Linked DNA regions of Mus musculus: region 1 is linked to region 2. The links are chromatin loops, found by intact Hi-C in ENCODE. Cell type or tissue: heart. All regions are shown on one strand. Each heading gives the region's core, and the rest is flanking DNA. Links, peaks and the distances in the headings are about the cores only.

Region 1 (12,347 bases), core at 2,479-10,478, 200 kb after region 2:
CTAGATCCAACCAATCAACAGCAGTGCAGAGAGCGCGAAACATCAAATCTGAATGCCGGTAGACTCGTGCCTGGTGCTGCCAGGTGGGGAACTCCAAATTCATGTATTTGCACTCTAGATATTTATTGAACAGCCACAGTGTACCGTCCACCACACACAAGAATTCTTAAGCATCCTAAGTGCTCCTGGAGGTATGACACATGCACCCAGCACTTTGAGCAGCCTTATTAGATTAGATATTGTCGATGGTCACTCTCTGAGGCTCCCTTTTATCCTCTTCTGGGAACATGAGAAAGGAGACAGGAAAGGTGATGAACCTTTGATGGGAAGGTGTCAAGCAGGCAGGAGGGCCAGGGAGCCTCAGCCGTACACTGAAACAAAGCCCTTCTCTCTGAAGCTCCTTGTATCAGGCATTTTGTCTGAAAAAAATGTGACCAATACCAGAATGAATGAGACAGAAACCACAGCCACAGCCACACAGACGGGGCATGAATGTCTATGATGCCATGCTCACAGCTACTCATCTGGACACAACGAGAAGATAAGAAATCAAGTTCCGGTCTATTCCTATTCTGACAGCCTGGCACCAGCCATGGGGCTCATGTGATATTGAGCAATAGGCAAGCCACAGGCACCCAGGCTGCAGGCATAGCCAGCCAACAATTGGTGGACAGTGACAAGAGCCAAGCACAAGGATACTGCCGCAGATAGTGATAGAATGTTATAGAACAGGTAAAGCCACAGGGACAGAACACAGGCCATGCTGTGGGGGCAGAGTTTGGAAGCAAAGAGGCAGAGTGAAGGGGCTCTGGCAACAAGCTGCCCTGGGTTAATAGCAGCTGAGCCACTGAAATCTGTATAAAATAGCATCAAACGGAGAAAACAAATCCTAAATGTCACCTTTCCTTTATGATAACTATTGCTTGGAATTTCTATACCCCAAAGCCACACCCTTGCACTGACTTGAGGATAGGGGTCAGAAAGAGCCCTGTCCAGTCTTTGAACTTGGGCTAAGTGGTGAGCTGTAGCCTCAAGGTCATGTCCCTGGCCAGTCTTGCCCTTGCTGCTATGGAAGAGGAAGTTGAGGCCCAGAAAATCCTGTCACCCAGTGTCACCTAGCAAGTCTGAGGTGTCAAGATGTCCAGCCTGGACTATTTCTGTATCTCCTCCCAAGCTCCTAAGGTTGTCTCCAGGGACACTTCCCCTTTCGCCTGTGTTTAGGACAAAAAGAAAAATTGGGGACTTTGCTCACAGAGAGGGACGGAAAGGCCAGAGCTCTTACTGACCTGTCCTCAGAATGTTCCCAGACTCCTCTAGGCTATGGTCACCAAGAAAACCTAAACCTGCCCACAAAGTCAAACGCCTCTCCTAGGGATCCCTCCAGGCCCACTGGTGAGGAACAGGCTGGGGCTCCACAGTTCTCTGTGGGGAACTCGAAGCAGGGAAAGCCAGAGAGAGAGGCCTGGGGTCTGCAGGGGCCCCAAAGAGGGGTGCTGCTCCCCCACTGGAGAAGCCCAAGTACTTGCAAGAAGGACTGCAGATGACACTTAGGGGGTCATGGAGTACCTCCACTCCTGCTGAAGAGCCCTCATACTCCACACTGATTCTGCCTGACAGATCTGCCATACAGAAAAACAAGAGCTCAGAGCTTTCTGGAAATGTGGACTGTCCTAGGGACCACAGGCCCCATCTAGAGGCAGAAATGTGGGGCTCCAGCAGGGAGGAAAGCAGCTCCCTTCCCCAGCAACTCCACCCACCCACTACCCCACCCACCCACTAACCTCCCTGCTGTTGGGCCTTAGTTTCCTCCTCCTGAATGGAGGGTCACCATCATGTCTGTACCCACCCTTTGCTGGTGGCTGTGTGTGGACGACACACAGGAAGCTCTAGGAGAAATGCCTGGGTGCCTTCCTCAGCAGGGTTGCATGTGTTCCTGGAAACATGTGGCAGCCCCCACCTGTGTGGCCCTAGGATGGCAAGACAAGTGATCTATGCAGAGACCCTGTGACCCATAGAAATGTCCCTGCTTGGGAACCTTTCCAGCCACACACATCTACACGGGACAGCCCCGAGCCCTGATGGTTGCTGGCTCCCCACAGTGGCCTGTCAGAAGCAACAAAGACAGACAGACCTGCAGGGAAAGACCTCTGGGTGTCAGAGTAGGAACAGCCCCCCTGGCAGTCTGCTTAGGACGACTGAAGTGCTGAGCAGACCCTGAGGACAAAAACCAAAAGAGGTGGACCTTCAAATGAAGGAGTCCTGGAGGGTGACAGCCACTCAGACCCACCACACTGGTGCAGGGAGGGCTCAGCTCTTTTGAGACATCAATAGAAAACTACAGAAGACACGAACAGCCAGGGGGGTTGTTTTTTGTTTTCTTTTACAATGTCCCTGCCCCCTCTCTGGGGCTGGTGCTATGATGCTACAGTCAGCAAGGGCTGATGGAGATAGCTATATGGAGACAGAGATAATGGGTGACAGGCAGAGACAAGGAACTCTAAGTCCCTGACCATTCCCTCCCCAAAGCCCTGCTCGGAGCTACATTCTAAGGGACACAGGAACAAGGGGCATTTCTCCCCCAGATCCTCATGGCAGTCTCTAAAGCAGAAACCAGAGTTGACATATCTAACAGATATGGAAGAGGCTGACAAAGGTGTGACTCCTCTAGATCACTTGGCCAGGAGACAGTAGAGCAGGAGCAAAAACCGAGAATATTTGTTTTGGTTTTTTGTTTGCTTACACTGGGTCTTGCTCTGAAGCCCAGGCTAGCCCAAGCTCACTCTGTAGCCCATGACAACCCTCCTACATCAATGACCAAGTGCTGAGAATATAGACAAGAGCTTCTTCTATAGAGCTCCCATCAGAACTGAGGCTCTGACTCAGGCTTACCTCTCGCCCACACCCTCTCAACACATGCATACCGCTGAGGTCCTTTGACTGAGGACAGAACCCCTTCATGTCACTGCCTGGCACGGGGCTGACAACAGGGTGAGGTAAGTTTCACCCACCTCCTAGACAGACCGTCCTGAGAAACATGTTTTTAATCCCATACACATAAGGAAGAGGCATACATATCTCTGAATTAGAGGCCAGCCTGGCCTATACATAGCAAGTTTCAGGACATCCACAACCCAGTCAAAAACAAACAAACAATAATAAATGTTGAGCACCACAGCCATCTTAGACAAGTGTCAAGCTATCTGTCCACTTTGGCTGACACCACAGGACAGCACCTCAACCCAAGTGTCTTGAACCTTGTGGGCCAGAAGTCCAACCTCAAGGTGTGAACTGGGCCGTTCTCTCAGAAGGCTCTGGAGACTGCCCTTCCTGCCTGCTCCAGGGTCTGAGAGCTCTAGGATTTCTTGGTCACATCACTATGACATCAAGGGTTTTTTTCCCCACAGTTTCGTGTTTCTGACTGTGGCATTCTTCTAAGGGACAGAGCCATTGGATCATGGCCCACCCTACTGCATGGTGTCCTCTCTGTGACTAATTACATCAACCAGGTCATTTTTTCCAAGTATATGGAGTTTGGGAGTGGGTGTGAATTTTACAGGGACATCACTGAATCCTGTGTAAATGTGTGAATGGGTCTGCAGACTAGCAGCCTTGTATTAGTATACAGTAATGATACACGATGGCCCTCTTTGTGACGTTTTCATATTCTCGTGTGTGTGTGTGTGTGTGTGTGTGTGTGTGTGTTCATAACTAGTTCCTTTCTACTTTTGTCTCTGTGTGTATGACCCAAAGAGCCCGTTAAGGTTGCTTATGGGAGCACAAATGGGGTTGTTTGAAAAAGCCTGGACCGCCTTGCCAGAAGCCAAACCATTGAAGAAAACGTCCCTCACCCTATCAACACCCCCACGGATGGGTGCAGCCTCAGGGCACCACACTTTTGAGACATGATTGTAATCTTCTGATCCTCCTGCCTCCACTTTCCCAGTGCTAGAGTGGCAGATATGCACCCTCATGCCCAGCCCATGCAGTCTGGGGACAGAACCCCAGGGTTTTGTGCATGAGGCACAAGCACTCTCCAACCTAGCTACATATTTTAAGATCTTCTGATTTAAAAAAAGAAAAAAGAAAAAAGAAAACACTATCATGTCCCCCTAAATGATCCCAGGTGCTGTGTGCACTAGAAATGCCACCGAGTGTGTGCCTGGCATCATCTCCAGGCACCCAGAAGGTACTGACCCTACCCTCTGTGCCCAGAGCCACCGTCTCAGACCCAGGAGGGCTGGCAGCTGTGCTTTCTGTTGTCTGTGATTATTTTCTTCTCCCTTAACCCTGAGCCCAGCGGGTAATACCCTTGGCTGTAATCTGTCCCGTCTCTGGGCACCTTCCCACAGGCCGCCCTGCACAAACAGACTGGCTCCAGCCACCATCCGCCTGATTCCAGAATCCCAATATGAAGGTTTGGCTGTGGACACCCCTGGCATTTTTCACATAGCCATCCAGTTACCAGGCACCTTGACACGTGGGCCTGGTTCCACCACCACTTGGCAGGACCACAGGACTGTTGGAGCGATGGATGCTGCCCCTCAGCACGCCCCACCCACCTTGCTGCTGGCGGCCAGACTTGTTGTGCCAACCCCAGGACCACAGGCAGCTGGCACCCAGCAAATGCCAGGCCCACAGGCTAAGACCCAGAGTGAGCTCGTCCCAACATCCCAATGACCAGGGCAGGCTTCCTGCTTCGCCTCTAAGAAACTACACAGACCTCTCTGTGTCTCCTCCCCTGCTCCTCTCCAGGGCCTCACAAAGGGCAGTTCAGTGTGGTTCTCCCACGCACCCCTTGTTACCTCCCTCAGCCTCACAGCAAAGAAGTCACTTCAAGACCAGATGCAGAGCTGGAGGAGTGGCCCAATAGGTATAGTGGTTAGGACACGCACAGTCTGATCCCCCATGTCCCCCCAAAACAGGTGTGGTGACCCATGCCTGGGATTCCAGTACTGGGTTGAGTGGAGGCAGGAGGATCTGAAGTTCAAGGTCATCCTCAGCTCATGTCAGGTTCGAGGCTAGCCTGAGCTACATACAAATGATGATGGTGGTGGTGATGATGGCTAGAGAGTGAATTCATTGGTTAAGGGTACAGATTGCAATTCTAGAAGACCCAAGTTTGTTGGGTTTTGTTTGTTTGGTTTGGTTTGGTTTGGTTTGGTTTGGTTTGGTTTGGTTTGGTTTGGTTTGGTTTGGTTTGGTTGGTTTGGTTGTTTTTCAAGACAGGGTTTCTCTGTGTAGCCCTGGCTGTCTTGGAACTCACTCTGTAGACCAGGTTGGCCTTGAACCCAGAGATTCCCCTGCCTCTGCCTCCCAAGTGCTAGAATTAAAGGAGTGTGCCACAACTGCCTGTCCTGAAGCTGTTAAATACAACTTCAGCACCATGATCAATATGCAGAGTTCAACAGGCAGAGTCTTTTTATGACAATCTGATGGTGATGAATTGGAATGCACAATTCAGGGTCTGAGTGTCAGTCACATGCAGACATAGTTAATGTCCACTTTACCTCCTTCCTCTGGCCTCTTTAAGGGGCCAACTCAAAACTTCAGCATCCTCTTAAGTAGTTTACCTTTAAGATTTCTTTTTAATTAGTTAGTTGGTTGTTAATTAGTTTTGTTTTGAGACAGGCAGGGTCTCTATGTATCCCTGGGCTGACATCTCCTTATGCAGATCAGGCTGGCCTCTAACTCACAGAGATCTATGTGACTCTACCCAATGGATGCTGGGATTAAAGGCTTGGGCCTCCAACACTTGACTTTTTTTTTCCTTTAAATTATCTACATGTGTCTGTGTGAAGTTGTGCACATGAGTGCAGGTGTTTGCAGAGGCCAGAAGAGGGCAGTAGATCTACTGGAGTTGGAGTTCCGCTGTGAGCCACCAGATATGCAGGGAACTGAACTCTGGTCCTGTGCAAGAGTGGCCGTGCAATACAGTCTCTTAACCACCGCTGAGCCACTCTTCAGCCCCCGGTGTCTATATGATGTTTCTATGGGATAGATCTGCTCAAGAGCAATGAAGGCCCTCTTGGAGGGTGCAGGCAACCTAAAGGCCTAGGCTGCTAGAGCCAGTCCAGTGCCTTCTGTTACCTACACTGGTTTGTCCCTTCCCAGAATTCCTGCAAGAGTCACCACACTAAGATGATCACATTGAGTCACAGCAAGGCTCTCACAGGGCACTGACCCAGGTTCAGTGTCTGCCAGATGTGCTGACTGACCCCCCCCAAAAACTGTAGATGGCATGGACCACCCCCCCAACCCTGACCAGAGAGATGAGATAACCTGCCCCAATACAACAGCATCAACACCTCCCTTCCTCTGCATAAGATAAGGCCCCACAGAGGATACCCTTCACTCCAGTACTCTGTGTTCCTCCCTGATGTTTCCAGATGTATCTTGGCTCCTAGGATCCATGGCAAATCCAAAAACAATGAGTCTCTTCTTCCAGGAAAGAGGGGTGAGGCCAGGACCAGAATCCTGGAGGAAAAGGCAAGGCAAAGGCAGCAGGGCTGTTGAGCCTTCCTGCAAGGAAGTGGGGGCAGGGGTAGGCTCCAGGTCCCGGCAGAGGATCCTAAGCATCCCAGGCATCAAGCAGTGTCTGTCACTGACAGCGGGTGAGTACTTAGCCCTGTGCACTCAGAGGGCCTGGGTACCAGACACTCCCACAGCTGAGGGAAGGACAGCAGAATATCACAAACAGAGACCTGGGCTGAGTATAGAGGATTGATTGGGGGTGGCCTTGAGGATTTTAGGGAACCTTGAGGGTTCCTTGCTGACAGACAGGGAAGACCCAGTGGTCCCTGTAGTACAGAACTTGGCTCTGCCACACAGCTGAACTTCATCTACCAAGAGGAGCTTCTATGAAGGCCAGGCTGTGTGGACATTACTGGGTAGATGATTGTCACTGGTGCATGGGCCCTGCAGCTGCTATTGCTGCAACCACATGTCCCCTGTCACTTACACAAAGCCAACCCCACTTGTCTAAGGTCTATGAACATAGATGACCCAGGTGTACTGGCTTGCTCTGACTCATTATCCTCTGTGGTAAGATGACTAGTGATTAGTCCTAGGAAATCCCCAGACACACACACACACACACACACACACACACACACACACACACACACTCACACACTTGCTGAGGTCCCAGACAGGAACAGGCTGTGGCCACCACCAAGAGGCCCAAGGGCAGAATGAGGGACACTTCTAGGGAAGCAAAAGTCTTTCTCCAGGGACAGTGAACAGCCCTGCAGTCTGCCCCCACAGAGAGCCCTGCTGCAGGGCGGGGGCTCAGGAATGTTCTCTGCATACATAGCAAAGTTGTGAGTCAGACACAGTGGGGAGGAGGCCCGCAGCAGGGCTGCAGGCAGGAGGTGGAACCCTCCAAGCAGAATCCTGGTAAACAGCAGGCAGTGTCTGGGTCCTGTCCCATGGCCAGCAGTCTACCTGGGCCACATCAGGGGTGAGGAGCACATGGGCCAGGAGAGGGCAGTGTGGCCTAGGTTAGCTGGGGACTTGCAGATGAGGCTTCCAACTCCTTGCCCAGTGCTCTCTCTGGACTCCTCACACAGTGCTCTCAGAGCCAAGCACCACCCCAGGCACTGCCACCCCTTGAGTAAACTGACCTTTGCAGAATTAAATGGGGCTCCAGCAACCCAGGAAGACCGGGTGCTGGGTTCTATTTCTCAGGACACCTCCTGTCTCCAGTATGCGAAATGATACCCAAAACTCCTACTGTGTGCTGGGCCCTGGCAGGAGTTCCTATACATTGATTCATGGGACAGAAGCCGGGCTACAGTGTGGACATGTATGCAGCATGTAGAGGTCAGCTAGCCCTGAGAGCTCATTCTCCAACCTTCACCCCTGCTGAACTAGCCAGCAACCTCAGGCACATATGGGAGCCAGGTGATACACCTCAGGCCCCACAGAATGACCATGGGATCTAGTTGCAGGGCCTTGGCCTAACCCACTGAACTGTGGAGAGAAGGAGAGGGCTAAAGATGTTCTTCTACTGGGGGATGCTAGGCAGAGGACACAGGGCTACCTCTCTACACCCACAAAGCAGGGGTCTGAGCCCCAACAGGACTCACTGGGTAAGCCCTTCACCTCTCTAAGCCTCAGTCTCCTCGTCTGTAGATGGGGATGGGGAGGCATCAAGGACTGTTATTATTTAATGATCTCCATGAGAGCTGGCTCAGTTGATAGAGGGATTTTTCCCAGCATGCACAAGGACTTGAGTTCCATCCCTAGCACCACACACCTATTCCAAGCACTGAGGAAGCAGAGGCAGGGGGATCATCATGAATTCTAAGTGGGCTTGGTTTGCATAGTAAAGCCCTAGCTCCCAAAACTAAATTAAATTAAATAAGCCAGGAACAGTGTGCACACCTGTCATATTAGCGCTTAGAAAGCAGAGACAGGAAGGCATCAGACTGTGACTAGCCTGGCCTACAAAGCAAATTCCAGGCCAGCCCCAGATCCAGAAAGAAAGAGGTGGAGGGAGGGAGGGAGGCAAGGAAGGAAGGGAGGCAGGCAAGGAAGGGAGGGAGGGAGGGAAGGAGGGAGGCAAGGAAGGAAGGGAGGGAGGGAGGGAGGGAGGGAGGGAGGGAGGGAGGGAGGCAAGCAAGGGAGGGAGGGAGGGAGGGAGGGAGGGAGGAAGGAAGGAAGGAAGGAAGGAAGGAAGGAAGGAAGGAAGGAAGGAAGGAAGGAAGGAAGGAAGGAAGAGAGCACCTTATCCACCTAAAGAAAAAAACAAGAAGCCTGCACAGTACCCTTCAAGGGCACATCTTGAAGCCTGCCCTAGATGCTGCCTCTCAGAGGCTCCACCCATCCTTGTAGCACCTCTCTGAAGATGGAGCCTTTACTAAATGGGCCTCTGAGAACAACCATGGCACAAACTTCAGTGAAGAGCTTGGGCATCCAGAGCCTGGACCACACAACCACTTCCACCCACCAAGTGTGCCACTCTGCGGTGGGTGAACAGAGGATATGTTGACCTCTGTGGGGCTCTGAGAGAGCAGACAGGTGGTCTTGCTCTCCCCAGGGTCACTCCTGCTGTTCCCTCATCAGAACAATGAACCTCTGATCTCTCAAAGTGCTTCCTCTAAGAAGCCTTCTGCCTCATCTGCCTTTAACCTTGCAGCCTCTGGTCCACATTGTGTATCACTCTGTGGATGCTACCAAGTGTCCTGTGCATCTTGGTCCCCTCCAATGGAGGAGGACCTGTTGGCTGCATGAGGAGGAAGGATGGATCTCTCGCTTTGGGGGGGGGGGGGTCACTGCTCCATGGGTGGGTTGGCCACTCCTTGGGAAGCTAACTGGACCCAAAATGGGCAGAGGGCAAAAACGGACACATGAGGGGTATCCATCGGCTCCTTAGCGGGAACCAGGTATTCACCTGTGCCTGACTGACCCAGGGTTGGCCCCACAACCTTGAGCCTGTGGCCTCATCTGTCCAGGCCACAGTTTCCCAACAGCTCGGTAACTGAAATAACAGGACTTCTGCCTGCCCAGAGTATTCCAAGGATCCAGAGATGAGTGTAAGTAACGGAGACAGAGATGCCCAAGCATAGCCACACAGGGTCAGCCCCCTTAGGGCGAGCCTCAGCCGCAGCCCTAAGAGCTCCCTCAGTGTCTCTCATTTGACAGATGTGGATGCTGAGGCAAAGAACAACAAGCCATCTGTCCATCATCCAGAGTCCACATGTGCTTGAAGGGCAGGAAGAATGCTTGCCTCTAAAGGCCCAGCCAGGCCACCGTGTACTGCTGGCCTGTGAGTGAGCACTTGTCTACTTCTGTTGAAGAGACCAGTGAGTCAGGGAAGAATAAAAAGGACATGTAGTCTGAGACCCCCGTCCCTGCTGTTCCCTTCAGGCTGCCAAGTCCCCACTGTGGGACCCATTCCCCAGGAGGTCTCAACAGCTCAGCTCAGCTAGCCAAGGCCATGATCCGGAAGACCTCCACCAGTGTTTAACACACCGAGTCTATCTTTCTGCCTTACCTACCTTCTTCCCAGGGACGTGTCCCCAGCTGGTGGTATCCTTCAAAATGCTTACGCTTAAGTCCTGACCGCCCCCCCCCATCCCTAGTGCCCCCGAAAATGATGGCATGTGGTGAGAATTAAATTTAATTTTTGAGCCAAGGGTAGTGAATGTCATCCCAGTGCTTAGGAGGCAGAGGTGAGAGGGGTGGTCATGAGTTTGAGGCCAGCCTGGGCTATACAGTGAGACCCTGCCTCAGAAATAAAGGTTAGAGTAGATCCTTAGTTTGATCGGATGTATCTTTCATAAAAATACAAATGCACAGAGGTGAGTGCAGGAAGAGTTGCTATCTGTGAGCCAAGGAGAGCACGGGAGGAGCTGGGCTGGGACTTCTGTCCTTATCCTCCAGTCTCAGGCATGTGGAACAATATGTGCATATCTATCAAAGACATCAACCATGGGGCTCTCTTACAACAGCTACTGGGAAAGGTCTGGGGACAGTCCTTTCTGGACTGGTCAAAGAGCTAACGTCAGAAGGGACCCTGCCCAGTATCTCCAGCCACCTCCAAATAAATAGGAGCACAACACCCAGTTCGGGCCCAGGTCTCTGCAACAGGCAGAGCTCCAAGATGTCAAGGCAGCCTCCCAGAGGACCTGGCCACACTGACTAGGGCTCCTCGTCCCATCCTCCTACTTCGCATGCCAGGGACCTCGTGGGCAGAAGCACGTGGCCAGCTGGCCTGAGCCTTCTGCAGTGGAGGGGCTTGGGCACTTAGAATGGACTCTGAGCTGCCCTCCTGGCCACCAGGCAGGCATGACCTGTGCTCCAGACCTGTTTTGACTCAGCCCTGTCAACTGCAGCAGTTGGCAGGCTATGGGAAATGACAGGGATTGTCAAGGCCTGATTGCCTTGTTGCCCCTCCAAAAACCGTGCTGAGGAGACACTGAGTCTGGCATCCTCCATGGCCCCACAGCTACAGAGTACTCTGAAGGTGGAATGTCCCAGATGCTGGAAATCAACCCCAACATATGGATGAGGTAACCAAGGCTTAGAATGCTGAAGACTCACCATCAGATTTTCACAGACAAGGTGCTGTGATGGGTCACGTACAGCCAACTCCATACCTTCTCCTGGGAACATGCAAGGCTCAGAGTAAAGTCCAGATCCTTCCAGAGGGGCTGTCAATCACCCACTAGCCTTGCCTTGGGCTAGGGCCACACCCTAGAATATTGGGGGATATAAGGTGCAGATTCTTCTAATTGCCACAGTTCTGATCCCAGAACAGGAACCACAGAGTAGAAAATGGTCCCCAGGGGGCTGGTGAGATGGCTCAGTGGGTAAGAGCACCCGACTGCTCTTCCGAAGGTCCGAAGTTCAAATCCCAGCAACCACATGGTGGCTCACAACCATCTGTAATGAGATCTGATGCCCTCTTCTGGTGCATCTGAAGACAGCTACAGTGTACTTACATATAATAAATAAATAAATAAATAAATAAATCAATCAATCAATCAATCAATCAATCAATCAATCTTTAAAAAAAAAAAAAGAAAGAAAATGGTCCCCAGTATGACTTCCAGTACCCAGAGCTGGGGAAGGGCTCAAGAAGTGAGCAGGCAGGCTCCATGGCGTTCAAAGTCCATAGCTAGGTCTTAGGGCTCAGGCCCTTCCCTGTAGGCTCAACTCTTACCTCCTCGGCTAGGTCCTTTGACCTTGTACGAGTTGCTGAGATCATTGGCTTCTTTATCCAGTAATTAGATAATAATAACTTCTTAGCCAGTAACTAGAGCTGCCGAGGTTTCCACACTGGGCAAAGATCCTGGGTGTGACCTTCTCGGAGAGACTCCCAGGCCTCCCAGGCCAGTGTTCTCCAAATTTGACCCAGCGCTCTACCCTCAGAAGTACCTCAAGGTTGTCTGACCCAGGACATTTAGGTTAGCACTTTTAGGCCCTTAGAAGTGCAATATAGGTGTGCTTCACTCATCTCTCTGCTACCCAAGGGGAACTGGGAGACACCCGAGTCTTCCAGATCTGTAGACAAGAGACTTGGCTGAATATATTAGCCAAAATGAACTGAGCCGTGAGTCTGAGGTGTGAGTGTGTGCATGTGTCATGTGTGTTTGAATGTGTGCATGTGTCTATGTGAGTATGTGTGAGTGAATGTGTGCATCATCTATATGTGTGTGTGTGCATGTCTATGTGAGTGTGTACGAGTGTGTGTATGAATGTGTGTGTGTCTATGTGACACACTCATGCATAGACATGTATGCATGTCTATGTGAGTATGTGTGTGTGTATGTGTGTGTGTGTGAATATGAAAGCCAGAGGTAAATATCATCAATCATTTTCAACCTTAATTTTCAAGATTT
Region 2 (12,347 bases), core at 2,214-10,213:
TCCAGTTACTGGATGGAGATGGTTTCTCTGCAGAATGTGCCACTAGGATAGTGGATGGGAGGTGGGGAGGGAGGCAGTCCCTTTCCTAGAACCCTTGACCCAGCCTAGGTCTGTCCTCAGAAAATCGATCTGCAGAGAAGAAAGGATGATTTGGAAAACTGCTGGGATCTCCAGGTTAGCTTCCAGAGAAATCCTGCAAGAGGCAAGAGGCTACACTCCTCCAAGTAACCTGGAGGCTCCAGACTTCCATGGCCACTCAGCTGGTGCTGGGGTCAGGGGAGAAGGTCTGAGTCGGGTCCTGAGATGCTTGTCCATCTCATAGGGCAACAGCTCAAGTCTCCTCACCTGTTGCTGTTGTCTCTACTACAACTTCTCCTCCTCCTCCTCCTTCTTTGTTCCTCTATTCTTCTTCTTCCTCTTCTTTGTCTTCTTCCTCCTCTTCCTCTTCTTCTTCTTCCCTCCTCCCGCCTCCCCCCATAGGTTGTTCTCACTGTGTAGCCAGGGCTGGTCTTTAAACTCATGGGAATCGTCCTGCCTCAGTCTCCTGAGTGCTGGCATCATACTCTTTTGGTTTTTTTTTTTTTCCCCGTTTGAGACAGTCTCTTTCTGTAGCCCAGACTGACCTTGAACTCACTTACTAGTCCAGGTTGGCCTCAAATTGATGGTTATCCTCTGACCTCAGCCTCCCTAGTGTTGAGACGACAGGCATGATGAACCACACCCAGTTTAGGGTTTTGGTTTTCAGAAAGTAGCTTGAGCAAGTGTCAAGCAGAGGGGTAGAGCCATGCAGACTGCTCTGTGACATGTAAATCTTCGGTGGGCTGAAGTGTGGAAGATAGAGGTCAAGGCTGAGTGTCCTCCTCAGTTGTTCTCCACTGAACTGGGGTTTTTGCCATGGATTTGGCAAGATTGACTTTTCAGTAAACCCAGGGAACTTGCTTTATCCACCCCATCAATGCTGGGATTATGGGCACATGCTGGGGTTACAGGCACACAATGGGGTTACAGGCACAGTATGGACTCAGATCCTCACACATTCACAGCAAGCGCTTTATCCTCTGAGCCATCTCTCCATTCCAGCCCTTGCCTCCTGAGAAGAGACAGGAAATACACTGCAGTTGGCTAGAGGCACTTCCTGGTTCTAATGAGAAATTGTTCTTTTCTGAGTGTTTACTATGTTTGGGGACTGTGACCAATGGCCAGCCACCCACTCAACAGGTCATTTAACAGCTATACAGAGAAACCCTGTCCTGAAAAAAAGAAAGAAAGAAAGAAAGAAAGAAAGAAAGAAAGAAAGAAAGAAAGAAAGAAAGAAAGAAAGAAAGAAAGAGAGAAAGAAAGGAAGGAAGAAAGAGACAAGGAGAAGACAATGTCATAGTGTTCCTTAGCTCTGTGCTGCCCTGTGCAGATGAAGACTTTGCCTGGTATGTCACTGTGTCAACCTGAGGCACAGGGAACTGAGCCATCTTGCCTTCAGACTAAGACTGATAACCCAAATGGGGTGAGAAGAATCAGGAGACCCTGGAAGAAGATGAGGGAGCCTTGGTCACAGGGATCCTAATGCCCTCCTGGACCTGGACAGCCAACCAGAGATCATTACTGATGCTCATGTTGGCAGAACCCAGGTTTTTGGCTGAGGAGAGAGCTTGGGATTCTTGCTGATACCTTGTCCTAGTGGAACAGATGCGCATGCTGAGACCCAGCGATGGGATCACTGGCTTTCAGCCTCTTACATGGGATTCCCAGGAGGCCTTGCTGGAGTGAGGGCCACACCTGAAGCAGAGAGGTCCTGACAGTTGAGGCCAGCAGGACTGTGTCATTCCCTAAGTTACCAAGCATCTTCCCCTCCTCTTCCCTCCCCTCCCTTCCCCTCTCCTCCCCTCCTCTCCTCTCTGTCTTCATCTCTTTTTCCCCTCCCTTGAAAAAATTATTTACGAATTTAATGTGTGTGGGTGTTTTGCCTGAATGTAAGTCTGTGCTCTATGTGTGGGTCCCAAGAGGTCAGAAGAGGGTTACCTGGGGGTGAGGACTCAAACCCAGGTTCCCTGGAAGAACAGCCAGTGTTCTAACTCAGAACCAGCTCTCCAGCCTCCTCCCTGCCTCCTTCTCTCCCTCCCTCTCTCTGTTTTTTGGTTTTTGGTTTTTTTTTTTCTTTGATTCTCCTCCTCTTCCTCCTCCTGACAGGTTTCATGTAGCCCAGTCTGACCTTTACTTTGCTGTGTAATAGAAGGAAGATGACCTTGAACTTCAGATCTCCTGCCTCCACTTCCTGAATTCTGGGACACATCTGTATCATGTGGTGCTGGGAATTGACCCTGGGCCTTCAGATGTGTCAGGCAAGCACTACTGCTCTCTACTCACTCAGGTCACACTGTTCCTCCGGAGTCACACTGGAACTCGGGAGATGCAGGGTGTGGTGCGGTACTGGGTCTGAGACCTGGGACACCTGTTTCCTGGTGTCAAAGGATCCTGGTGACATTTCTAACCCAGGGGCCTGCTTGCCTGAATGGGGTTCCCACCACTGTTTGATCACGTGCTCAGTCCAGACCTGCTTAGAGCCAGACTCTGCTGCTGAGAACCATTAAATGAAGCTGGTGCACCTGCTTAGAGCCAGACTCTGCTGCTGAGAACCATTAAATGAAGCTGGTGCGTCCCAGACTCCCTGCTGGAAAAGTTGCTGCAGGAGAGTAGTGTTGTAAAATGCAGACGCCAAGGCCCTGGCAGTCAGGGAGCTACAACACTTGTCTTTCTTTGGTTTCATTCGTTTGCTGCGTGTATATGCATGTATGTATGTGTGTGTGCACACGCATGTGTGTGTATATATGTGTCTTAGTCAGGGTTTCTATTCCTGCACAAACATCATGACCAAGAAGCAAGATGGAGAGGAAAGGGTTTATTCAGCTTACACTTCTACACTGCTGTTCATCACCAAAGGACGTCAGAATTGGAATTCAAGCAGGTTAGGAAGCAGGAGCTGATGCAGAAGTCATGGAGGGATGTTACTTACCGGCTTGCTTCCCCTGGCTTGCTCAGCTTGCTTTCTTATAGAATCCAAGACTACCAGCCCAGAGATGGTACCACTCACAAGGGGGCCCTCCCACCTTGATCACTAATTGAGAAAATGCCTCACGGCTGGATCTCATGGAGGCACTTCCCCAACTGACCTCCTTTCTCTGTGATAACTTCAACCTGTGTCAAGTTGACACACAAAACCAACCAGTACAATTGACCCCTTGTCAACTTGACACACAAACACATCACTATTAAGCTTCAACCCTTACTTTCTTATTCATACCCAAGATGTAAATAACTTTAAAAGTCCCATAGTCTTTGCAAATTCTTACTAAAATTTCAATCCCTTTAAAATATCCAATCTCTTTTAAAATCCAAAGTCTTTTTACAATTAAAAGTCTCTTAACTGTGGGCTCCACTAAAATACTTTCTTCCTTCAAGAGGGAAAAATACCAGGGTACAGTCACAGTCAAAAGCAAAATCAAACTCCAACAGTCCAATGTCTGGGATCCACTCATGATCTTCTGGATTCTTCCAAGGGCTTGGGTCACTTTGTAGCACACACCTTGTCTTCTAGGCTCCACCTGCCTATACTGCACTGCTGCTGCTGTTCTTGGTGGTCATCTCATGGTACTGGCATCTCCAAAACACTGCTGTCTTCTGTTATAACTAGGCTTCACCAATAGCCTCTCATAGGCTCTCTTCATGATGCCAAGCCTCAACTCCTTTGCATGATCCCTTCAGTCCTGAGCCATCAATTGTAACTGAGGCTACACCTTCACCAATGGCCTTCCATGGCCTCTCACAGTGCTGAGCTTAACTGCTCTTCAGGATCCCTTCATGCCTCCAAAACCAGTACCACCTGGGTGACTCTTATACATTACCAAGTCTAGCCACAGCCCAAGGTACAACCTTGGCTATCTCTGGAACGCAGCCTCTGGGTCCTCCCCCACAAACCACTAATTTCAAAAATGTCTTAAACGCTTGCCTACAACCCAATCTTATGGAAGCGTTTTTCTCAGTCGAAGCTCCCTCGTCTCAGATGACTTTAGCTGTGTCAAGTTGACATAGAACCTTCTGGCACACTCACAGTATCAGTCTTCTTTCTGTTGTGATAAGACATCATGACCAAGGCACATTATAGAAGAAAGGGTTTATTTGGACTTACAGTTTGTCATGGTGGGGGGGATGGCAGGCATGGTGGTAGGCATGGTGGCTAAAACAGCAAGCTGAGAGCTCACATCCTGAACCACCAGCAGGAAGCAAAAGAGAGTGAACTGGGAATTATAGGAGCTTTTAAAGTCCAGAGCCCATCCCCATTGACATACTTCCTCTAGCAAGGCCATATCTCCTAAATGTCCCCAAACAGTGTCACCAACTAGGGACCAAGTGTTCAAATGCCAGCATGTATGAGAAACATTCTCACTCAAACTACCACACCAAAGCTGGAGCTACTGTGCTGGGCCCAGGACTGCTGGTGCCAGACCCGTCGGAACTTGGGTGGTTCTCCATGGTAGCCATGAACAGTCAGACCTGGGAGGCTGGCCCATCACGGTAAGGGAGGCCTTCTAGGAAGGGGAGAGGGAAACTCTGTGGACCCATCCTTTCATGCTACCTGTCCTTCCTTGCTACCTCAGGGCAAGGAAGCCACACAGGGATCCCCTTACCAGTGCAGCCACCCAGGGGTTGTAGGAGAGACTCCTGCTCCTTAATTTGTTTCTTAATCTCATTTTTGCTTCCCTACCTACTTCCTTCCTCTCAGCATCTATCATCTGTCCATTCATCCATCCATCTGTCCATCCATCCACTCATCCATTCATCTATCCATCCACCCCATTCATTCATCTATCCATCCATCTGTCCATCCATCCATCTGTCCATTCATCCATCTATCTGTCTGTTCATCCATCCATCCATCCATCCATCCATCCATCCACCCCATCCATTCATCTATCCATACATCTGTCCATCCACCTGTCCATCTGTCTGTCCATCCATCCATTTATCTATTCATCCATCCATCCATCCACCCATTCACCCATCCATCCATCCACCTGTCCATCCGTCCATCCATCCATCCATCCATCCATCCATCCATCCATCCATCCATCCGTCTGTCCATCCACCCATCCATTTTCCCACATCTATACTCTTTCTTCCTTCTGCTTGATCTCGGATCTCATGGCACCAGCCCCCTGCTCCATCCAGCTGGCTTTGAGTTAAACAACCATTCCCCCTCTGTCCAGTTGTCAGAATGCCCCTGGTAAGTCTGTACCTCACCCCACCCCCATTCTAGAGACAGGCCCACAAGTCCCATTAGGCACAGGTACCTTATACAATGTGGACTGTCTACTCTTCCCAGCAGGAAGGCCATGGTGGCCTCTACTTGGCTGAAGAGGACCTTCTGGAATCTTGCCCTAAAATAGCCCACAGTGCTACCTCATTTCCTGACTAAGTGGTCAGCTCCAAACACAACTCATCTTATCTGGTTCCATCTGGGAAAAAGCCTGCCAGGCCGGCACCAGCAGTTCTTCTGGGAAATCACCTATCCTGGCTAAAATTCACCGAGCTGCAGGATGTGAAAGGCCTGGAGACAAAGAGCAGAGCTTGGGCCTTTCACTGAGTACTCCACAACCCAGTGAGCTGTTTCTCTCTAGCTTCACTTTTTAATCTCAAGCAACCTTGCTAGGTCCTAAGGGAAGCCCCTTGTCCTTCACCCCACTCAAGATTGCCTTGAGGGGTCTCCTTGCCTCCACTTCCTGGGAGCCCATAGTTGTGCCTGGCAGATCTAGATGGGAATCCAGTCTACAGGGCTGGGGCTGGCTAGGGCCAAGGGAGGTGGGGGCACTGCAAGCTAATATGGAACATCCACACCCCCCACCATTACAGCCCTCAATACAGTCTAGGCCAAAACTTCATCTTGCAGGAGAAAGCCTTAGAGAGGCAGCCTGTACAGGAGGCCCTGTCCTGCCAGGCTGCCTAGGTGCTGGCAGGTCCACCCAAAGGGCAGTAGAGCCCCACCCACCATGAGACTTGGAGTTAAATAAATAAATAAATAAATCAGAAAATGGGATGGTCTCAGATGCCAAGAGGTGTAGTTAACCTAGGAGGAAGTTGACTTTAATGAGGAAATCCCTTAGTGCAGCTGAAACTATGCTTGGAATGACAAATGAGCCCGGGGGGGGGGGCGGGGGTGGAGGGGGCTTGGAGGAAGTGCTCTGAAAAGGACACCCTCCTGGCCAGGTTTCCCTTGTATATCGGGCTTATCTGCAGGAAACTGCTCCAGAGGCTGAATCCGCTGAGCAGGCCTGTGAGTCATGCCTGCTCACAACCCAGGCACAGCCTCCATGATAGCGACACAGTAGCATCTCTAAGGGACATGCTCCCAGGGCAGTAGCCACAGCTCTCCTAGCCCAGAGTAAGAGAGAGTTCCCTCTGAGGATTCCTGGGCATACACCTGTGAGGCCCAGCCTAGCTCAGTTGTGGACTGGGAGTTGAGTATGTGTGTGATTTGCACAATGGTGGAGACAGGATTGTCAGGTTCAAAGGCCAGCTGGTACCTCGTGCAGTCATTGGAAGCTTCCATATGCTCTGTCTGTTTTCCTGCAGGGGTATAGCCCACAGCCCCCAACACAGGATGAAAGGGCTATTTTTGGAGGCCAACTTTTGGTGCTAGGGCTCCCATCACCCGATGGCCTCCTGGCCTCCTTCTCCGGTGGGAAGAGCCATCGGAAATGCCTGACTTCTGGTTCTGCCTCTGTTGGCAGGCGCGGCTAGGGACAGGGCCTCCAGGGTTGGGCAGCCAACAAAGGAGACTACACAGCAGTCTTTAAGTTACCCATGCCTCCCCTAAAGTTCAGGGATGTTTTTGTGGCTGGATGGCATGGTCCCAAAATTAGGCCAACACATCCAGCACCTTCTTGAATGGTCCCACGACAGGCTTCATGGGTCACCATGGTCACCAGCCCAGTGTCTCTTGAAGTTTCCAATGATACTGGATGCTCAGGGGTATAGTGTAGCCATTTCAGAGCTCAACAAAAGATGGTTGAGGATAGCAGAGAATAGTCCTGTATGCACACACATGTGCATGTCTATACCTACACACATCCACATGGATAAGATTCGTGCATGCACATGTGTGCCCACACACATCCACATGGGGTCTAGAGGCCAATTCTCAGTGTCTTCCTTCACTGCCTCCCACCCTACTTGGGACACTCACTGAAGCAGGAGCTTCACAATTGGCCAGGCTGGTTGGCCAACAGACCTCAGGGATCCTTCTTTCTTTGTCTCTCAGCCCTGGGATTTTGTGTGCCACACCATCCCTGGGGATCAGAGCTTAGGTCTTCATGATTACTTAGTAAGCACCACTAACTGAGCTATTTCCACAGCCCTCAGATTCCTTTTTGATGTAATTTAAAATAGAATGCAGTCTCCATTCCCCAGTCCTCAGGCCTTCATGCATTCCATCCCCAGCACCCAGGCCCCAGAAGTCAGATGGTAAGGTAAGGTGGAGAGCCACAGGGCTGGGGTGGAGGGGGATTTCCCACTTCCCCTCCCAGCTCCATATTTAGAATTTCCACTTTTCACTTGTGAAGGTTTTCCTTTCTCTGCAGCCCAAGTGTTTGCTTCACACTCAGCCTCCTGCACACTTAGCCTCCTCCACACTCAGCCTCCTGTATACCCAGGCCCGACAGTGGCTCTCTTTTGTCATTATTTTCAAATGTGAACAATAGGCTGTTGTCCATACTTTACAATTCTGTCTCTGGGATGCACCAACTGACCCAGGGCACAGCTTGTGCTAAAGGCCTCCATGCTCTGTAAAGCCCAGGGTCCTGCAGAGGTGGCAGAGTCCCAAATTGCTCCCTCAACCTCAGAGGGGGTGCTGCTGTCTGCTTCCCATATGCCACTGTCACACAAATAGCTTGTGAGATTGGAGGAAATGTGCGCACGCGCACACACACACACACAGAGGTTGCCCAGGGCTCTCAGAACTAGCATGATGCTTCTGATGCCAGCCCTGAGCCAACTATACCTGGGGTCTGGATTTTCTTTCTTCCTTTTCTCTTGTGGCTGCCTGACTTCAATTTTATAAACATATATAGAGCACCTACTGTGTACATGCCTGGTGTGAGCAAATCAAAATAGAAGGCGACTCCTGCGGTTACAGTGTTTGTGCTAAGGAGTGGAAGCCTCGTTTAAAGCCATGTGCTCTGGAGACAAAGACACAGGGAGGAGACAAGAAGTCAGATGAAGCTGGGTACAGTTCTGTACTGGCTAGTTTTGTGTCAACTTGACATAGCTGGAGTTATCACAGAGAAAGGAGCTTCAGTTGAGGAAATGGCTCCATGAGATCCAACTGTAAGGCATTTTCTCAATTAGTGATCAAGGGGGAAAAGCCCCATGTGGGTGGGACCATCTCTGGGCTGGTAGTCTTTGTTCTGGGGAAGCAAGCAAGCCAGTAAAGAACATCCCTCCAAAGCTCCTGCTTTGTGACTTGCTTGAGTTCCAGTCCTGACTTCCTTCAGTGATCAACAGCAGTATGGAAGTGTAAGCTGAATAAACCCTTTCCTTCCTAACTTGCTCTTGGTCATGATGTTTGTGCAGGAATAGAAACCCTGATTAAGACAAGTTCTATAAAGGTGGTTGGGAAATGTTTGGACAGTTGGCAAAGACCTGAACAGAAGTACTTGGTCCCTGGGAGCCCCCTCTTTGGGTCGTCCAGTTGAGGCCTGACTGGTGGCCTGTTTTCCATTTGTTTTAGTCAAGAGTTCTCTGGAGGAGTAATTATCATGAAAATATATCACAAGGGGGCTTTATTAGATTGGCTCACACCACATGGGCAAGAGTGTTCAACAGTGACCTCTATATGCTGAGGAGGCTGAGGATCTGACAGAACCCATGCCACAAGGTCAACGTCACAGTCTGAGAACCCGGAGGGTTCACAGAAGCTGCTGGTCCTTAGTCCTCACTGGAAGGCTGAAGAGTTAAGGTCCTGACAGCAGTGAAGGATGGTGGAAGAAAGCAGCTATGGCAGCGGTGGTGGCAGCAGCAGCAGCGGCAACAGTGTTGATGCACTTACAAGCAAGGGGAAAAGGCAGGCAGATGATAGGCCTATTTTCCCCCAGGAGTTCTTTAGATCTGGTCTGTTTCCAGAAGGTGGTACCCACTCTGGTAGGAGCAGCTTCTCAGTTTGCCTTCCTGGAAATGCCCACAAGACCTGTCTCTTAGTTGATCCCAGACCAATCATCACATTATCTATTTGCTGTCTCTCCACAGATGGAGTCTTACCAGAACATGGCCTTGTCACATCTACACTCTCAGAAGCCACTTTACTTGAGACAGACTGAAAACCTATTTATTATATGGCTCTTAATGGGGAACATTTGCAACTGTACTTTAAGCCATTGTGGTGTGGGGGTGGTGTGGAGGGTGGGGGTGGGGGGTGTTACTGCAGTGTGACCTGTGTGTACTGACTGAAACATTCCAAAAACCATGTCCTAACTCTATGACATATATTTTCATGTCTGAAGATGTGGAATACTTTATCATCTTGAGCCTGCTGACTGACTCTGAAACTCCATTGGAGCCATTATTGGCAGCCGAGGAGGACAGGCAGGTCCTGGGAGATAAGGGACAGTCTACAAGTCACTTGGGGTACATCTATGCTTCTGAGCCACAAGAAAATGTGTCACTAAATTTCTAAGGGTTCTCTCTGTATTGCTGAAGCCAATGTGCCTGCCTTGGTCTGGGAACCCATGGGCTTTTCTACCCCTAACATCTTCTGTTTGAGAAGAAGATGAACAGAGGGAGGCTGCCTCAGCCCAGGACTGAAGAGAGAAGTGGTATCCTGGCTTCCCCACCAAGCCCTCTCTGTTTTCTGCTTCCCTTATTTATGCTCGGCAGCTCTGACTCCTAGGTTCACACCATCTGCAATGAGAGCAGCCTGGGGGCATGTGGTTACCGTCCTGCCCACCAGGGGCATTGGTTTTCTCACCTGTCTCTGTGAGCATCCAGCTTTGCATACGTGCTGCAGAGCAGCATGGGAATGCCCTTCTCTGCCCACCACCGCACAAAGGAGGAACCAGGAGCCCTATCTGGGGAGGGGCTTTGCCACCTGAAGCTCAGCTCAGCTGTGCAGCCAGCCTCCTCCAACCACAGACTTCATTGGGCTTTTGTGGTTGTTGTTGGGTAGCCAAGGTTAGCCTTAAACTCCTGATTCTCCTGCCTCCATCTCTCTAGCTGTGGGATTGCAGGTATGTGCCAGCATCCTGAGTTTATGTGGTGTTGGAAATCAAACCCAAACACTCTAAGACTCAGCTACATCCCAACTGTTGTTACTTTTTTGAGTTAAGCTCTTAGGCTTGCTCAACATACTTGGAAGCAGTGGAGCCTCCTTCACAACCCAAGAGGCCCTGGCGAAATACTTGCTATGAGGAAATCTTTCCATTGAGAAAATTCTGTGTGTCCCCGTGCTCAGTGGCTCCACTGAGCAGTGTGGTGGCCATGCTTGAGAAGGACATGGGGCTTTGGAGACCATAGTTCCCGCTGCCTTTGTCGCACCTGCTGCCTGGCAAGGAACAGGAGCCTCTCTGCTCCTGGGTCACTACCAACTTTGCCACCACCCAGGAATGGAATGAGTTCTGGGTCCCTGATGGGTCCTGCTGGACTGTTTCATCAGGGGGACATTCACCTTGTCCGAGGACCGGTTGTCACCTGGCTTATCCCTCGCTCTCTTACAGCAAGGGCGTGCAGTCAGGCTCTGCAAGACAACAAACTGCACATGGCCCTACAAGGAGGAGAGGCCTCTGTCTTTCCTCTTCCAACAGTGGTCTGTGGCATTCTGGACCCCATTGGCAGTGATATTGTCTGAGTTCCAGATCCAGAGTCTTGGGGGCTGGAGGACAGTACATAGACCTCAGAAGCAGCCTTGGGACCTGGAGACATAGCTCAGTTGATAGCACGCTTACTGAGCATGTATGAAGTCCTAGGTTCCAACTCAGCAATACATAAATCAGGCAATGGTGGTGCACACTTGCAATCTGTAATCCCAACATTGAGGAGGTAGAGGCAGAAGGATCAGAAATTAAAGATTATCCTCAGCTACATTGTGAATTTGAGGTAAGCCTCGGCTGATTGTGACCTTGTTTTGTTTTATTTACTAATTAGCTAACTCATTTAAAAAGCATCAGGTCAAGCCATGCCCGCAGCAGCCCACTCCCTCCCAAACATTTTTCCTGAGGTCTCTGTAAACCTGAGCACCAGTAATCCAAGATGGAATCGGTTGGGGCCCCAGCTTTATGCTCCTACTGGCAGCTAGGGCGGGCCCCAGACTCAGAGGGAACTCAATGGCTACTAGGGAACTGAAAACACATGACTCCAATCTGGAGAAAAATGACTTCATGGTCACAACCCCTGAAGTAGCCGGCTCTGCGGCCCGGCCCTGCCCGGGCAAACTTTCAAAAGGTCCTGCATGTTCTGCAGCCTCTGACTGGGGTCTTTCCTGCGAGGGACTCGCCCTGCACCAGGCCAGGGCCAAAGGCCAGGTGGCAAAGTGCGGAACCACAGGAATCCACCACAACCCAGCGCTGCCCGCACCCCGCGCCTCGCAGTGCTTTCATGAATGGTCCCACTTCCCAGACAGCAGATTGGCTGAGCCGCCGGCTGCGAGGCCCAATCATCGTCAGCCGCCTCCTGGTCTCCGCGTGGGGCCTGAGCAGTTCTGCAGCTGGGAATGGCAACGAGCCCTTCCCCCCAAGGAGAGGAGGAGGGGGAGAGGGGTTTTATATTTATTTTTATTTTTAAATTCCCTGCACTCTTCCTCCGAAGAGGAATTGTGTCGTTCCGAATCTTGGCTGCAGTTCCGGACAATAGTTGTGGGCTTGCCTGTGGCCGTCAGGATTGGCGCTTAAGATCTTCTGTCTGGAAGAGTGCTTGCTGGTTCCGACTACTTTTTTTTTTTTTTTTTTTTTTTTTTGCTTGTGTTTCAGATTGGCTTCAGGTTCTGGGCCCTTTCGTGGGTTGTGCTGCAGAGCCCCAGACAATGTCTTGGGGACGGTGGGTTTGCCTTAGCTTAGGGTAGGGGCTCCTGAAGCCACTCACTGTTGCAGACACTGTACAGGCGCTTGGTCAGCCTGCTTGGTCACTCCATCAGTCAGTCATTGGCTTGGTACTTGCTACCATTGGCATGTGCACGGGTGGGGTTGGGGAGACTGGGGCTTGGAGACTGGAGTCCCGACAATCTGGGCAGTACATGTTTGCTCTTGAGTAGGGAAGCAGGCTCTGATTGCTGATGTGAAGCAGGCACGGTTTTTTGTTTGTTTTTTTGTTTTGTT

Evidence for each region. Hi-C counts contacts between places; a loop is a spot of excess contacts. Peaks named below come from ENCODE experiments on the same cell type or tissue, not always from the same donor. Only the 100,000 strongest peaks of a DNase experiment are listed, where the experiment ranks them.
Region 1: a loop joins it to region 2, with 1.9 times the contacts of the local background. A loop is called at or near these places in 2 of 42 quality-filtered maps.

What each region holds. Positions count from the first base shown.
Region 1 is chr7:145,215,109-145,227,455 of GRCm38, forward strand. It overlaps a transcript of Tpcn2 not described here. Among named protein-coding and RNA genes, the nearest start is that of Smim38, 13 kb to the left of the region's middle. In heart, for the core only: CTCF peaks have their summits at 5,838 (motif pointing right) and 7,466 (motif pointing right); DNase peaks (open chromatin) are centred at 6,463 and 7,313; H3K27ac peaks cover 5,138 bases.
Region 2 is chr7:145,019,368-145,031,714 of GRCm38, forward strand. No RefSeq gene overlaps it. Among named protein-coding and RNA genes, the nearest start is that of Gm46023, 44 kb to the right of the region's middle. In heart, for the core only: no CTCF peak of the experiment used is centred there; DNase peaks (open chromatin) are centred at 5,484, 5,904, 6,324 and 6,744; H3K27ac peaks cover 1,860 bases.